Regions from separate parts of the Homo sapiens genome. Here region 1 is linked to region 2. Evidence: read pairs that join two places in POLR2A ChIA-PET (ENCODE). Cell type or tissue: IMR-90. All regions are shown on one strand.

Region 1 (8,000 bases), 220 kb before region 2:
GTAATAGAGATGGGTTCTCACCACGTTGGCCAGGCTGGTCTCAAACTCCTGGCCTCAGGTGATCCGCCTGCCTCGGCATCCCAAAGTGCTGGTATTACAGGCATGAGCCTCCGCACCTGGCCTGCATTCAATCTGTGACATGTTTTGGATGGCATATCTGAAGAAAATCTGACTTCACACCAATATGTAATAGTCTTTTCAGATAATTGTGAATATTCATTGATATTACACCAAGACTCAAAAAGAGATAGCTTCTTAAAGATTAGTTGCAATGATTAATCAAAACATTTCAATAAACTTTTCATATTTTGAAGCATTAAAATCTACTGGTCTCTCTTGTGCTTTGAATGGATCAATGTGCATAGAACATCTTGTGTTGGACATTTGGAAAATATTGGTTCACTGAGTTATGTAGATCTACCAAATGTTGACACATTTTGTTATAAAATATAAAAAAAATATTAATATCAACACTGATGTTATCTGAAAGGTGTTTAAGGACCGTATTGGGAAGCTGTCAAATTCACAGTGTAAGATACATGTTTTCCAAAATTTTAATTCTTGTTTGAAAGCTTGAATTTTATTGTTGGCAACAAACACTGTCAGTTTTTCCTTGAAGTATCAGTCTTACTTTTCATTTCCAATGAAGAGTCTGCCAAATACCGATACTTGAATGACCATAGTCAGTTATCCTTTCAATTAAAAGTGATGTTCAAGGAAAAATTGGCTAGTTCGGCTCTTAACTCAGTCACACATGTCCTTTTCCTTGAGACAGCCACCGTACTTTGGTGATAGCAGAAGTGCTTTATGCATGTATTTCATTACATGTGTTATTAAAAAGATGTTTACTCAAGGGTCAGTCTTCAATGAAAATAATTTTTACTGCTTCATCAAAGACATTCTTAAGTGAAACTGGCAGGGCTTTTCTCCTTGGTTTTGTTTTTGTGTTTGTGTGTTAGTTTTCTAAATATGTGCAGCAGTGAAGAATGAAATCATTACCAGTATGATTTATTGCTGTTGCTGTGATTCAAGCTAAGGTCCCAATAGTTTTACCCGTCATTGCTTTTGTATCATCATTACAGATGTCAATGGAGTAATAAGGGCAAATGATAGCTTAGTATTATTATAAAAACAGTTTTGATCTTGAGGATCCCTGAAAGGGTCTCAGAGACACATAGGGGTCCACACACCACACTTTGAGAACCACTACTCTAAGTTGTCTACATAGTAATGGAAATGCCACATCTTGGTGCATGTGCGTCTTCAGCTTTACTAGGTAATGCTATAATGTAGCACTTTGAATATTTTCACCAAAGACCCCAAAAGGCAAAGAATCCTGAAGATGGGGAATCCTAAACTCACAACGGTTCTCACAGCTTCTGTGAGATTTCCTTGATGTATCTTTGAATTATCTTACAATGTGCATTATACTGTATATCTGTTGGTTTAGACTAAAAGTAATGTTTTCAATAACTCATCAGTCAAATTACCTTTGTTTCTTGTAAATATGTATGTATCAGTTTTGGTCTGTGAAGATGCTCCATATTTATCCTGGTACCTGTTATGATTTCCTGGAACCCCTGTTGGAGGAGAACTCCAGTGAGTGCCTTGGTCCAGCATGATTTATCTTGGAGACTGCATGGTAGCAAAGAAGAGATGACTAAGATTTCCAGTCTTGGGGAATTAGGAGTATTTCTGGTCTTCGTGTCTTCTTTTTCTGGGTTGCTGTCCTCATTGTCCATGAACCCACTCATCTGAGACAGAAACCTGAGTGTAATCCAAATGCCACCCCCTTCCTTTTCCTCCCCTCATTGAATTTCTTCCCCACCCAGTTTTGTTGGTTCTGCTTCCCAAATATCTCTAGAATAAATCATGCCCACCCCCTGCCACTGCTTTGGTTTACACTCATATTTTTTCTCAAAGAGAATTGAAATGGTTGCCAGCTGACCTCTTTTTTTTTTTTTTTTTTTTTTTGCCTGAGTCTCACCTCTCCCCTCCCCAACCCCTGCCTCTGTAATCCAGTCTCCACACTGCCACCATGGCAGACTTTCTAAAACACTCATGTAATCCAGATAATCCTATTTAAGATCTTTTAGGCATTTTCTAAAAGGATAAAGTCTGGACTTCTAGACTTTGCCAAGAAGCAAATCTAGAAGATGCTTTGTCATCTAAGCCCCTTTCCTCTGCCATGTTGTATACTCCTTGTTTTATTCGTACTGAACTATCTGTTCTGCAAATCATACTTATACCTCCTTTTCTTGGCGTATTCTTTTCTCTGTTTCTGAAATATCTTCAACTCATTTATGTGCCTGATAACCTCCTACTTAGCCTGCAACACTCAGTTCTCTGAGAAGCCTTTCCTGCTTCCCCTCCTGCATTGTCCCACATGCTGGGTAGAATTAGGCGTCTCCTCCCCTGGTTCCCATAGCTCTATCATAATAACTTTGTGTGCATAGTATACTTCCTTACTAGTCGATGTTCTTATTGACTGTGAGCTTTTAAAGGGCATGGACTTTCTTATTCATTTTTGTACATTCTTGCACATAACAGTAACTGATTATAGTAGGTGGTCAATAAATAGTGCTGAATAAATGAATGAAGGGAGAAGTAAAGAGCTGGTCACAGAATCCAAGAAATAGGAGATGTTCTATTAATATTGTTGAATGAAGAAATGAATGAAATTAAGAAGGGGGGAATCCCATAGGTGTTTCATAAACACTGCTGAATGAATAAACAAAGAAGTTAAGACTGGGTCACAGAACCAAAGGGTTTTAGAGGTGGAAAGGACTTTAGAGACCATCTCCTGCTGTCTTCCTCTTTCAAAAATGAGAAAACGATTTGCCTAAATTGTCCCGGGCTGGGTATAGGAGGCGATGAACAGTACCCTGGACATTCGCGTGAATGTAGCCTGGAGATGACTGGAGGGAGTCACATGCTTCTCCTCCCTTCCTGAGGAGACTTGCCCAGAAGAGCAGAGGCCGTGGCGTATGCTGCAGGGGATACCACCGTCTAAGTGCAAGAGAGAACTTTTGTGGTTGGAAGTCTGTGGCACATTCCAGACTGTGGAGTCTCCCCTCAGCTATTGGCTGTTGCTCTCTTTCTGTCCTCAAACTGTGCCAAGACCGTCAGATTTTCCTGATGACTGGGCATATTCTGCATCTGGATTCCATGGTCATAACAACCAGAAGTTTCCTGTCTTCTTTGGTTGGGGTGATTATGATATAGAGCTGGGTAACAATATCAACAGTTCTGAGGTAAGCCGTCCTCTTTAAAACATAATGTTTTCTCATTTGAGATTTCTAGGTGCCTGGGAAAAAGGGAAAGCTATTATTCACTAAGCGTCAACTCTGTGCCAGGTGCTTTACTTATGTAATGCTAATTTACCTTTACATAGCCCTGTACAATTGCAGATATTAGTATCTTATACTCTAAACAGGAGAAGGTGCTTGTAGACTTCAGGTGGGCCTAGTGTATAGCAGGATAAGATTCGAGTGGGAGTGTCTGGTTCCAAAGCTTGTGCCCTTTCTATTTTGCCATGCTGTTTCATGCTGTATAAATAGATTTTCTGCTATACAAAACTTATTGTGGCCCTATTTCACCAATATTAGTGAATTGTTGGAGTTGATTATATTTATTTACTTAAAAGGAGGAGAATCTACAGGTTTCTGGTTTAATGTTATCCATGCTTTGCAGTTTACATGTACTTGGCCATCTTGGCAGGACCACCATGTATGGGAGAGAGAGCAGTATTAATACCCTACTTTATGGATGATGGATTTCAGTAGTGGGGGACAGAGCATTCTTCATATTTCTGGTTCATCACTGTATTCCTCATACCATGTCTAAGAGCTTGTTTATAGTAGGGTTTTCAATTTTTGTTAAATAAACATCAGAAGTTATATAGCTGGTAAATTCCAAATTCAAAGTGGAACCAGGTCTCTGAGTCTCAGCTCAGTGGTCCTTCCTTTGCTAAAGCATTCTGCTTTTCCCAGTGCTCTAAGCAGAGTGATGCAGGAATGAGCTCTCCCTTTCATGAGTATATGTGGGACTTGGGAACTCTCTTGATTTGGCTGTCCAGTGAATTTCCACAAATCTGAACAAGTACGGGTGGTCCCTTAGGATAAGATCTTTCTTGTTTTTGCCTCTCCTCTTTTAAATACTCAATATAGGATTTGTTTTTATTTTAATTTTTGAGACAGGATCTTAACTCTTATAGTCCAGGCTGGAGTGCAGTTGTGTGATCATCAGCTGCAGCCTCCACTTACTGGTCTCAAGTGATCCTCCCACCTTAGCCTCCCAAGTAGCTGGTACTAGAGTATGCCACCAGTCCTGGGTAATTTTTAAACTTTTTGTAGAGATGGGAGTCTTGCTATGTTGCCCAGGCTGGTCTCAAAACTCCTGGCCTCAAGTGATACCCCACCTCAGCCTCCCAAAGTGCTGGGATTATAGGTGTGAGACACTGTGCCTGGCTCAATATAGGATTTTAAATCATTTCTATTTACCTGACACTTAGTCCCCAGTAAGATGATTGGATAATGACTGATGACCCAAAGTGGATTCATAGAGGATTTGCACCAGGAGGATCCCTGAGGTCATCTAAAACAGTGGCTTTCAAAACAAAACAAAATAGGTGGAACCCTTCCTTGTCTTTATGGAGAGCTCCACTATGTAGAAAAGATCAAAGACAAAGCAGGGCTGTGCAGGCTGGGTGTGTGCTGGGGTGAGAGCTGGGGGTGGGTCCATAGAGCCCAACCTTGCCCGAGAGCCCCAGGCTTCCTCTATGTGTGGTTTGGAAACCACTGATCCATCCTAACCCCTTATTTTATAGATGAAGAAACTGAGGCACAAAGGTGCTCAATGACTTACACAAGTGGCTGGATTAAAAAGATGATGATGAAACTTGTTGCCATATATCGGAATTTTTTTTTTTTTTTTTGAGACTGGGTCTTACTTTTTTGCCCAGGCTGGAGTGCAGTGGTGCAATCTTAGCTCATCGCTGTTTTAGAGCACCATTCCGCTTTTTTTTTTTATATATAAAGAAAAAGTACCTGTTCTGGAGAGCAGAAGTCTGCAAACTGTAGCCAGTTTTTTTTTTTTTTTTTTTTTTTTTTTGCCTTGAGCTAAGAATAGTTTTTATGTTTTTAAAGGGTTCTTTAAAACAACAACAAAATATAAGGACAGAGACTATATGTGCCCCGCAAAGCATAAAGTAGGATTTACCACTGCTGATATTAATGTGGAAATTTTTCTTAAAAATTAGGTTTTCTGTAAGTAACTTCAAAACAAAGATTTAAAACAAAGCCTGATTAGTTGAGCAAATTTATTAGATTGGTGCAAAAGCAATTGATGTTTTTACTATTAAAAGTAATGGCAAAACCGTAATTACTTTCTGCCCCAACCTAATATATCAAAAGCTTTTCAAACTTGTGTGTTTCAAATAACTTCTTTAAATTGCCCAATATATTTTCACTCTCCTTTTAAAATACCAGTTTTGGGTGGAGGATAAGCTGGTTAATGAAATTCTTATAATATGTGGGAATGTTGCAGCTACAGAACTGCAGACAGTTCTTAGGTGAAAAAGAAGTGGTGTTTTTATTCAAATACAAAATTAGGGCACTTAACAGTCACCCAAAAGGTCAAGAACCAGAGGAACTGATGTAGGAATAATATAAGTGGTCACTCCCAGGAAATGGCATATGAATGTTGTTTTTTCTTTTCTTTTTTTTTTTTTTTTTTTTTTTTTTGACCAGCTACCTTGGAGTTGAGCCTTATCCAAAGTAGCAGTAGAGCATGTTTCCAAACTTCAATCTTACCACTTGATGCATTTTCCAAAGTGCTATGATTTGAGTGTGTTCCCCAAAGTTCATGGGTTTGAAACAATTGCCAGTGCAACAGTGTTGAGAGATGGGGCCTTTAAGAGGTAATCAAGAGGGACTTTAAGAAGCTGTGGCTTCATAGCTGGGTTAATATTATTATCATGGGAGTGGGTTTGTTAACAAAAACCAGTTTGGCCCTCTCTTGCTCTCTCTGTCTCCAAGTGATACCTTCAACTATGTTATGATGCAGCAAGAAGGCCCTCACAAGATGCAGCCCCTTGATCTTGGACTTCCCAGCCTCCAGAACTGTGAACCCAATACATTTCAGTTCTTTACAAATTATCTGGTCGTGCGTGTTTTGTTATAGCAACATAAAATGGACTGAGACAGAAAATTGGTACTAAGAAGTGGGGCTCTTGCTGTAACAAATATTTGAAAATGTGGAAGTGGTTCTGGAACTGGGTAATGGATAGATGCTAGAAGAATTTGGAGGAGCAGGTTAGAAAAAGCCTAGGTTGTTATAAACAGAGCATTAAGGGCAATTCTGGTGAAGGCTCAGAAGAAGAGAGCTAGTGGTAAACTAAGAAACTTCTTAGAGATTAATTAAGGGCTGTGATCGGAATGTTGGTAGAAATATGGACAGTAAAGGCCATTCTGATGAGATCTCAGATAGAAAAGAGGAATTATTGGAAACTGGAGTAAAGGCCATCCTTGTTATGATGTGGCAAAGAACTTGGCCGAATTGTGTCCATACCCTCGGGCTTTTAGGAAGGCAGAATTTAAGAGCCATCAACTAGGGTATCTCTTGAGAGAAATTTCTAAGCAAAATGTTGAAGGAGCTACATGGCTTCTATTAACTTCATATAGTAAAATGAGAGGAGAGAAATGATTTAAAGATGGAATTTATAATTAAAAGGGAAACAGAAATGAGGAATTTGAAGGATTCTCAGCCTGGCCATGTAGCAGAGAATGAAAGAACATTTTCAGGAGAGGAAACCATAGATGTGGCCAAGGAACTGATTGATTGATAAGGGGATTAACATGGATAGAAGGAAACCAAAGGACGATGAGAGAATGACCCCAAAGGTACTTTGGAAATCACCAGTGCTCCCCTTCCATCACAGGCCCAGAGTGCCAAGGCCTGGGGAAAGGAAATGTCCAAAGAGAGTCCTCGGGTGCCCTTGAGACACTGGGCTTGCTGCCTAGGGCTGCTGTAAGTCTTTGCTCCCCACATTCCCGTACGGCTCATGCCCCCAGTTCACCCCAGGTGTCACAGCTTTGGAAGGTGTAAGCAGCAAATCTTGGCTATGTTCATGTGGTAGAAGTGTGCAGGTGCTCAAAATTCAAGAGCTGTGGGCATATGGCTTCCTTCATCTAGATTTCACGACCGCCTGGGGGCCCAGGCAGAGACTTTCTGAGGGGCAGAGCTGATGCAGGGAGCCCCCAACTAGGGCAATGCCTAGTGGAGCTGTAGAAGTAGGGGAGCATGCAGCTTCAGGCTGGGAAAGCTGCAGGCACAAGACCAACCCTTGGATGAACTGAACCCAGCAAAGCCATTGGGGTGGGGTTACCTGAGGCCTTGGCGGCCCAACCCCCACCCCAGTGTACAGGGGATTGGGGACATGGAGTCAAAGGAGATTATTCTGGCATCTTAAGATGTAATATTGTTTTCCCTGTTGGGTTTTGGACTTACTCAGGACCAGTTATCCCATTCTCTTGCCTATGTCTCCCTTTGGAATGAGAATGCCTATTCTATGCCTGTCCCACTATTGTATTTTGGAAGTGGATAACTTGTTTAATTTTACAGGCTTACAGCTGGAGGGAAATTTGTCTCAGGATGAATTGTACCTTGAGTCTCACCCATATCTAATTTAGATTAGACTCTGGACGTTTGGATTTTTGAGTTGATGATGAAAGAAGTTAAGACTTTTGGGGCTATTGTGATGGAATGAATATATTTCGCATGTGAGAAGGACATGAATTTTTGGAGCCAAGGGTGGAATGCTGTGGTTTGAGTGTGTCCCCCAGAATTCATATGTTGGAAACTCAATCCTCAATGCAACAGTATTGAGAGGTGGAACCTTTAAGAGGTGATTAGGTCAGGAGAGCTCTGCCCTATGAATAGATTAGTATCCTTATCTCGGGAGTGTGTTGGTTATTGGGAGAGCGATTTTTTTTTTTGAG
Region 2 (8,000 bases):
TGTTGTCCAAGTTGGCACCAGAGTTGGGGAGTTTTTAGAGGTTTAGAAGCCTGGCTGTCAATAACTACAACAGTTATGGAGGCAAGGGAAACAGGCCCTTGAAAAGAAGGTAATGTGGAGTGGGTAGCCTCCGTATTGATTAAGAAGGGGACGGACTTACCTTCCACTGTGAGAGTTACCCGAAGCTCGGCATCCGTGATGGTCTAGGGGGCTTCTGAGGCGATCGGGCAGCATCAGTCTTCAGCCGCTAAGCCAAGGAGTCAGTCAGAGAGCCTTGGGCCAGAGTTCCAGGGGCTCTGGGAGTGGCTGCCAGGTGAGTTGAACAGTCCAATTTCCAGTGGGGTCCCCGCACAGATGGGACACGGCTTAGGAGGAATCCTGGGCTGCAGGCATTCCTTGGCCTGGTGGTCAGATTTCTGGCACTTGTAGCAAGCTCCTGGGGGAGGAGGTTCTGGAGGAACGCCTGGGCACTTCGGTTTAGGCGTTTGGAAGTTCTTGTGTGCTGGAGATGTGGCTGGGGTTTGTCTCACAGTGGAGGCAAGGAATTGCCACTTTTTTTTTTATTATTGTACACCTTGAAGGTGAGGTTAAGTCCTGTTGCGGGGTTTGAGGGCCAGATTCTAATTTTTGGAGTTTAATGTTGGGAGCAGATTGGGTAATAAAATGTATATTGAGAATAAGATGGCCTTTTGACCTTTTAGGGTCTAGGGCTGTAAAGCGTCTCAGGGTTGCTGCTGAACGAGCCATGAACTGGGCTGGGTTTTTATATCTGATGAAAAAGAGCCTAAACCCTTCTGATTTGGGGTAAAGAAAAAGGAGCATTAACCTCGACTATGCCTTTGGCTCCAGCCACCTTTTTAAGAGTAAATTGCTGGGCAGGTGGGGGAGGGCTAGTCATGGAATTAAACCGTAAGCTGGACCAGGTGTGAGGAGGGGAGGCGATAAAAAGATTACAGGGTGGAGGAGTGGAGGCTGAGGAAGAATTGGGACCTAGCTTGGCCTGGCGAGGAGGGGAGAGGTCAGATGGGTCTGTAGAAAAGGAAGATTAGAAAGACTCAGCGACGCTTGGGGTTGGGACTGAGGGGACAGGCGGGAAGGAAGGAAGATTTGGGATGAGTTGCACTGGGCACAGAGACTAGGAAGGGACTGATGTGTAAAATAATGCCTGGACGTCAGGCACCTCAGACCATTTGCCTATTTTACGACAAGAATTATTCAGATCTTGTAGGATGGAAAAATTGAAAGTGCCATTTTCCGGCTATTTGGAACTACTGTTGAGTTTGTACTGGGGTCAAACGGCATTGCAGAAGAAAATAAGACACTTAGATTTTAGGTCAGGTGAGAGTTGAAGAGGTTTTAAGTTCTTAAGAACACAGGCTAAGGGAGAAGAAGGAGGAATGGAGGGTGGAAGGTTGCCCATAGTGAAGGAGGCAAACCTAGAGAAAAGAGAGTGTAGAGACACGGAGGGAAGGGATTTGGGGGTTCTTACCCTCCAGAAAAGCAGGGAGGGGGGTCAGGGCACGGAAATAAGGGATTGGGGCACAGAGATAAGAGGTTGGGGTGTGGAAATAAGGGATTGGGGCACAGAGATAAGAGGTTGGGGTGCAGAAATAAGGGATTGGGGCATAGAGATAAGAGGTTGGGGCATGGAAATAAGGGATTGGGGCACAGAGATAAGAGGTTGGGGTGCGGAAATAAGGGATTGGGGCATAGAGATAAGAGGTTGGGGCATGGAAATAAGGGATTGGGGCACAGAGATAAGAGGTCGGGGTGCAGAAATAAGGGATTGGGGGTTCTTGCCCCATAGAAAAGAGGGACTTGCCACCAAGGGTGAAGGAGAAGGTGTTGAGGGGTGCTTGCCCCTCCCCCAGAAAAGCGGGACTTGCCGCTAAGGGTGAAGGAGAAGGGGTTGAGGGGTACTTGCCCCTCCCCCAGAAAAGCAGAGAAGGGGTAGAGACAAGGAGAGAAGGGGTTGGGGTACTTGCCCTTTCCCCACAAAAGCAGAGAAGGGGTAGAGACAAGGAGAGAAGGTGTTGGCGTACTTGCCCCTTCCCCAGAAAAGCGGGACTTGCCACTAAGGGTGAAGGACCAAGGCAGGCTTCCCTGCGTGGTCTGACACTCTTGAAACGTGGGTAGATAATCAGAGAGGCATCCCTGCAATGATTAAACACCAAGGGAAGGCTGCCTTCCCAGTCCGTGACCGGCGCCAGAGTTTTGGGTCCACGGATAAAACATGTCTCCTTTGTCTCTACCAGAAAATGAAAGGAATTGAAATTAAGAGAAGGGAGAGACTGCAGTGTGGCGCCAAGATTGAAAGGAGAAAGAGGTTGACGGATAGTGAGGGAGGTTGGAGAAGACAGTAAAAAGAGGCCGCTTACCGGATTTGAAATTGGTGAGATGTTTCTTGGGCTGGTCGGTCTGAGGACCTGAGGTCGTAGGTGGATCTTTCTCACAGAGCAAAGAGCAGGAGGACAGGGGATTGATCTCCCAAGGGAGGTCCCTGATCCAAGTCACGGCACCAAATTTCTTGCGCATCCGTGTGAAGAGACCACCAAACAGGCTTTGTGTGAGCAATAAAGCTTTTAATCACCTGGGTGCAGGTGGGCTGAGTCTGAAAAGAGAGTCAGCGAAGGGAGATAAGGGTGGGGCCATTTTATATGATTTGGGTGGGTAAAGGAAAATTACAGTCAAAGGGGGTTTGTTCTCTGGCGGGCAGGAGTGGGGGTTGCAAGGTGCTCAATGGGGGTGCTATTTGAGCCAGAATGAGCCAGGAAAAGGACTTTCACAAGGTAATGTCATCAGTTAAGGCAAGGACCGGCCATTTACACTTCTTTTTGTGGTGGAATGTCATCAGTTAAGGTGGGGCTGGGCATATTCACTTCTTTTGTGATTCTTCAGTTACTTCAGGCCATCTGGGCGTATATGTGCAAGTCACAGGGGATGCGATGGCTTGGCTTGGGCTCAGAGGCCTGACAAGGAGTTAATATCCAAAATATATAATGAACTTGTAAACCAAAAATAAAATTCTAAGCTCCCCCAACTGACTGGTGGAGCTTCCCCTTGGCCAAGGGCATTTTCAAATTATCCTGAAAAACTAGTTCAGGGCATGATGGGAAGTGGGGGTCAGACATGCCTCACAAACATCAACAGAGAGACCTTAAGACTGATAGAACAGACTCTTTAAATCTGATAAGAAACACAGTCTATTCTCTCTGAAACCTACCTGTAGGCTTCATTTGTATCATAAAACCTTGGTCTCCACATCCCTTTATCAAAACCCAGACATTCCTTTCTGTTCTACTCCAGGTCTTTAGATAAAATCCCTTTCAACCAATTGCTAATCAGAAAATCTTTAAATCTGCCTCTGACCTGGTAGCACATGCTTTGAGTTGTCCTGCCTTTCTGGATTGAACCAATGTACATCTTACATGTATTGATTGATGTCTCATGTCTCCCTAACATGTATAAAACCAAGCTCTACCCTAACCTTGGGCATATGTTGTCAGGACTTCCAGAGGCTGTTCACAGATGTGTCCTTCACCTTGGCAAAATAGACTTTCTAAATTGATTGAGACCTGTCTCAGATACTTTTGGTGTACAAACCCATATAACTAAATAGCAGAAAAAAAACTGATTTAAAAATGGGAAATGACTTGAAGAGACATTTTTCCAAATAACACATACACATGGCCAACAAGTATATAACAAGGTTCTCAACCTCACTAATTTCAGGGAAATGCAAATCAAAACCACAACCAGGTATTACTTCTACCTGTTAGAATGGCTATTATCAAAAAGTTAAAAAATAAGTGTTATCAAAGATGTGTGAAAAGGAAACCCTTATCCACTATTGATGGGAATGTTAATTGGGAGGTTCCTGAAAAAAATTAAAAATAGAATTACTATATGATCCAACAATCCTACTGATACATATCCAAAGGAAATAAAATCACGACCTCGAAGAGCTACCTGCACTCCCATGTTCATTACAGCATTATTCACAAGAGTCAAGATCTAGAAACAACTTACGTGTCCATCAATAATGAATGGATAAAGAGAATGTGGTATATAATACAATGGAAAATTATTCAGCCTTAAAGAGAAGGACATCTTGGTTTATGTGACAACATGGATGCACCTGGAGGACTTTATGCTAAGTGAAATTACTCAGCCACAGAAAGACAAAAACTGCATAATTTCACTCATATGTGTAATCTAAAAAGTCAAAGTTATAGAAGCATAGTAGAACAGTGGTTACCTGGAGGTGTGAGGTAAGATAAATGGGGAATTTTTGGTCAAAGAGTACAAACTTTCAGTTATAAGATGAATATGTATGGAGACCTTATGTACAGTATGGTAACTATGGTTAATTAAAATGTATACTTAAAATTTGCTAAGAGAGCCAGGCATGGTGGCTTACGCTTGTAATCCCAGAACTCCGGGAGGCCAAGTTGGGCAGATCACAAGGTCAGGAGTTTGAGACCAGCCTGGCCAACATGGTGAAATCCCATCTCTTCTAAAAACACAAAAATTAGTTGGGCATGGTGGCAGGTGCCTGTAATCCCAGCTACTTGGGAGGCTGAGGCATGAAAATCGCTTGAACCCAGGAGGCAAAGTTTGCAGCGAGCCAAGATCGCACCACTGCACTCCAGCCTGGGTGACAGAGTGAGACCCTTTCTCAAAAAAAAAAAAAAAAATTGCTAAGAGAGTAGGTCTGTTTTTGTTTGTTTGTTTGGTTGGTTGGTTGGTTTTGTTTTGTTTTTTCAGACCGAGTCCTCTGTCACCCAGGCTGTAGTGCAATGGCACCACCTCGGCTCACTGCAACCTCTGCCTCCCGGGTTCAAGCAATTCTCCTGCCTCATCCTTCCAAGTAGCTGGGATTACAGGTATGCGCCACCACACCCAGCTAATATTGTTTTTGTATTTTTGGTAGAGATGGGTTTCACCATGTTGGCCAGCCTGGTCTTGAACTCGTGACCTCAAGTGATCCGCCCACCTTGGCCTCCTGAAGTACTGAGAGTACAGGTGTGAGCCACAGTGCCCGGCCTACAATTTTTATTTGTCAATCATATCTCAGTAAAGTGAGAGAAAAAAAAAGAACCTGAAAGAAACACAGCAACCCTGGCAAAAGGGCTGGGCCCAGAAACTGATCATGTTGCACTTACCTTTGATATCTGTAGTCTCTTGGGTACCAGCCCAGCAGAGAAGATGACAGGCAGAACTGTTTGTCAATGACATCCTAAGGAAAGCAAGTAGAAGAAACAAGTTACAAATTTATGGATTTATAAATCACATGAAGCCTGTGGACTTACAGGGATTTCCATTCATCTTTTTTTAAAACTTTCATTTTAGGTTTGGGAGTACATGTGAAGGTTTGTTATTTAGATAAACTCGTGTAACGGGGGTTTGTTGTACAGATTACTTCATCACCCAGGTATTAAATCTAATACCCGATAGCAATTTTGTTCTGCTCCTCTCCCTCCTCCCACCCTCCACCATCCAGTAGACCCCAGTGTCTGTTGTTCCATTCCTTTTTTGAGACGGAGACTCACTCTGTCACCAGGCTGGAGTGCAGTGGTGTGATCTTGGCTCACTGCAACCTCCGCTTTCCAGGTTCAAGTGATTCTCCTGCCTCAGCCTCCTGAGTAGCTAGGACTACAGGCACGCACCACCAAGCCCAGCTAATTTTTTTATTTTTAGTAGAGACAGGGTTTCACCATGTTGGCCTGGATGATCTCAATCTCTTCACCTCGTGATTTGCCCACCTTGCTGGGATTACAGGCATGAGCCACTGCGCCTGGCCATGTTGTTTCCTTCTTTATGTCCATGTGTTCTCATCATTTAACTCTCACGTATAAATGAGAACATGCAGTATTTAGTTTTCTGTTCCTGCATTAGTTTGCTAAGGTTAATGGCCACCAGCTCCATCAATGTTTCTGCAAAAGATATGATCTTGTTCTTTTTTGTGACTGCATAGTATTTCATGATGTATATGTACCCCATTTTCTTTTTACAACCTGTCATTGATTGTCATTTAGGTTGATTCTAGGTCTTTGCTATTGTGAATAATGCTGCAATGAACATTTGCATGCATGTGTCTCTATGGTGGAATGATTTATATTCCAGAAAGATTTCATGACATAGATGCCAAAAGCAATCACAACAAAAGCCAAAGTTGACAAAGGGGATCTGGTTAAACTTAAGAGCTTCTGCACAGCAAAGAAACAGACAACCTACAGAAGAGGATAAACCAACAGAGTAAACAGACAACCTACAGAAGAGGATAAAATATTTGCAGGCTATGCATCTGACAAAGGTCTAATATCTGGCATCTAAAGGGACTTAAATTTGCAAGAAAAAAAACAAACAATCCCATTAAAAAGTGGGCAAGGGACATAAACAGACACTTTTCAAAAGAAGACATGTGGCCAAAAAGCATATCAAAAAAAGCTCATTATCACTGATCATTAGAGAAATGCAAATTAAAACTACAATGGGATACCATCTCACACCAAACAGAATGGCTATTATTAAAAAGTCAAAAATAACAGATGCTGGCAAGGTTGCAGAGAAAAGAGAACACTTTTACACTGTTGGTAGGAGGGTATATTAGTTCAACCACTGTGGAAAGCAGTATGACAATTCCTCAAAAAGCTAAAAATAGAACTACCGTTCTGCCCAGTGATCCCATTACTGGGTATTTACTCAGAGGATTATAAATCATTCATCTTTTTATTTGGTTTCTTAAACACTTGTTTGTTCTCTTCCACTCTTTCCATATTCCCAACTGTAATCCCACAATCCCATTAAATAAACTACAGTTGGACTTTCTTATCGTCTTTAGTGATTTGTTTGTTCTCTAATTTGTCATAAAAGGGTAACATTTTCAACTTCTGTGCATGAAAAGCTCAAACATTAAGTTCATAATTATTTCAAAGGGATTTATGAGTGTTTCTCTAGGGAGCTGTTTTCAAAATAAGATAAGTGCTATGAATGGGATAAGAAAGATTACAGTAATTATGTTCATTTCTGAAAAAACTAAAAACTTGGCCGGGCAGAGGGGCTCCTCACTTCCCAGTAGGGGCGGCCGGGCAGAGGCGCCCCTCACCTCCCCGACGGGGCGGCTGGCCGGGCGGAGGGCTGACCCCCCCACCTCCCTCCCGGACGGGGCGGCTGGCCAGGCGGGGGGGCTGACCCCCCCACCTCCCTCCCGGACGGGCGGCTGGCCGGGCGGGGGGGCTGACCCCCCCACCTCCCTCCCGGATGGGGCGGCTGGCCGGGCGGGGGGCCGACCCCCCCACCTCCCTCCCGGACGGGGCGGCTGGCCGGGCAGAGGGGCTCCTCACTTCCCAGAAGGGGCGGCCGGGCAGAGGCGCCCCTCACCTCCCAGACGGGGCGGCTGGCCGGGTGGAGGGCTGACCCCCCCACCTCCCTCCCGGACGGGGCAGTGAGGAGTGTCTCTGCCTGGCTGCCCATCGTCTGGGATGTGAGGAGCCCCTCTGCCTGGCTGCCCAGTCTGGAAAGTGAGGAGCGTCTCCGCCTGGCCGCCATCCCATCTAGGAAGTGAGGAGCGCCTCTTCCCAGCCGCCATCACATCTAGGAAGTGAGGAGCGTCTCTGCCCGGCCGCACATCGTCTGGGATGTGAGGAGGAGATCGTCTGAGATGTGGGGAGCGCCTCTGCCCCGCCGCCCCATCTGGGATGTGAGGAGCGCCTCTGCCCGGCCGAGACCCCGTCTGGGAGGTGAGGAGCGTCTCTGCCCGGCCGCCCCGTCTGAGAAGTGAGGAGCCCCTCCGCCCGGCAGCTGCCCCGTCTGAGAGGTGAGGAGCCTCTCCGCCCGGCAGCCACCCCATCTGGGAAGTGAGGAGCGTCTCCGCCCGGCAGCCACCCCATCTGGGAAGTGAGGAGCGTCTCCGCCCGGCAGCCACCCCGTCCGGGAGGGAGGTGGGGGGGGTCAGCCCCCCCGCCCGGCCAGCCGCCCCGTCCGGGAGGTGAGGGGCG

The links. Peaks named below come from ENCODE experiments on the same cell type or tissue, not always from the same donor. Only the 100,000 strongest peaks of a DNase experiment are listed, where the experiment ranks them.
Region 1: POLR2A ChIA-PET joins it to region 2 with 11 read pairs; 2 of 35 experiments call an interaction of 5 or more read pairs at or near these places.

The regions. Positions count from the first base shown.
Region 1 is chr4:145,915,445-145,923,444 of GRCh38, reverse strand. The region is part of intron 1 of ZNF827 (zinc finger protein 827); the gene reads left to right. Among named protein-coding and RNA genes, the nearest start is that of ZNF827, 19 kb to the left of the region's middle. In IMR-90, no CTCF peak of the experiment used is centred here; a DNase peak (open chromatin) is centred at 3,064; H3K27ac peaks cover 314 bases.
Region 2 is chr4:145,693,798-145,701,797 of GRCh38, reverse strand. C4orf51 (chromosome 4 open reading frame 51) reads right to left here. Exons shown (of 6, transcript NM_001080531.3): 2 at 5,166-5,239. Among named protein-coding and RNA genes, the nearest start is that of C4orf51, 18 kb to the right of the region's middle. RefSeq lists enhancers at 1,361-2,287, 2,288-3,215. In IMR-90, no CTCF peak of the experiment used is centred here; no DNase peak of the experiment used is centred here.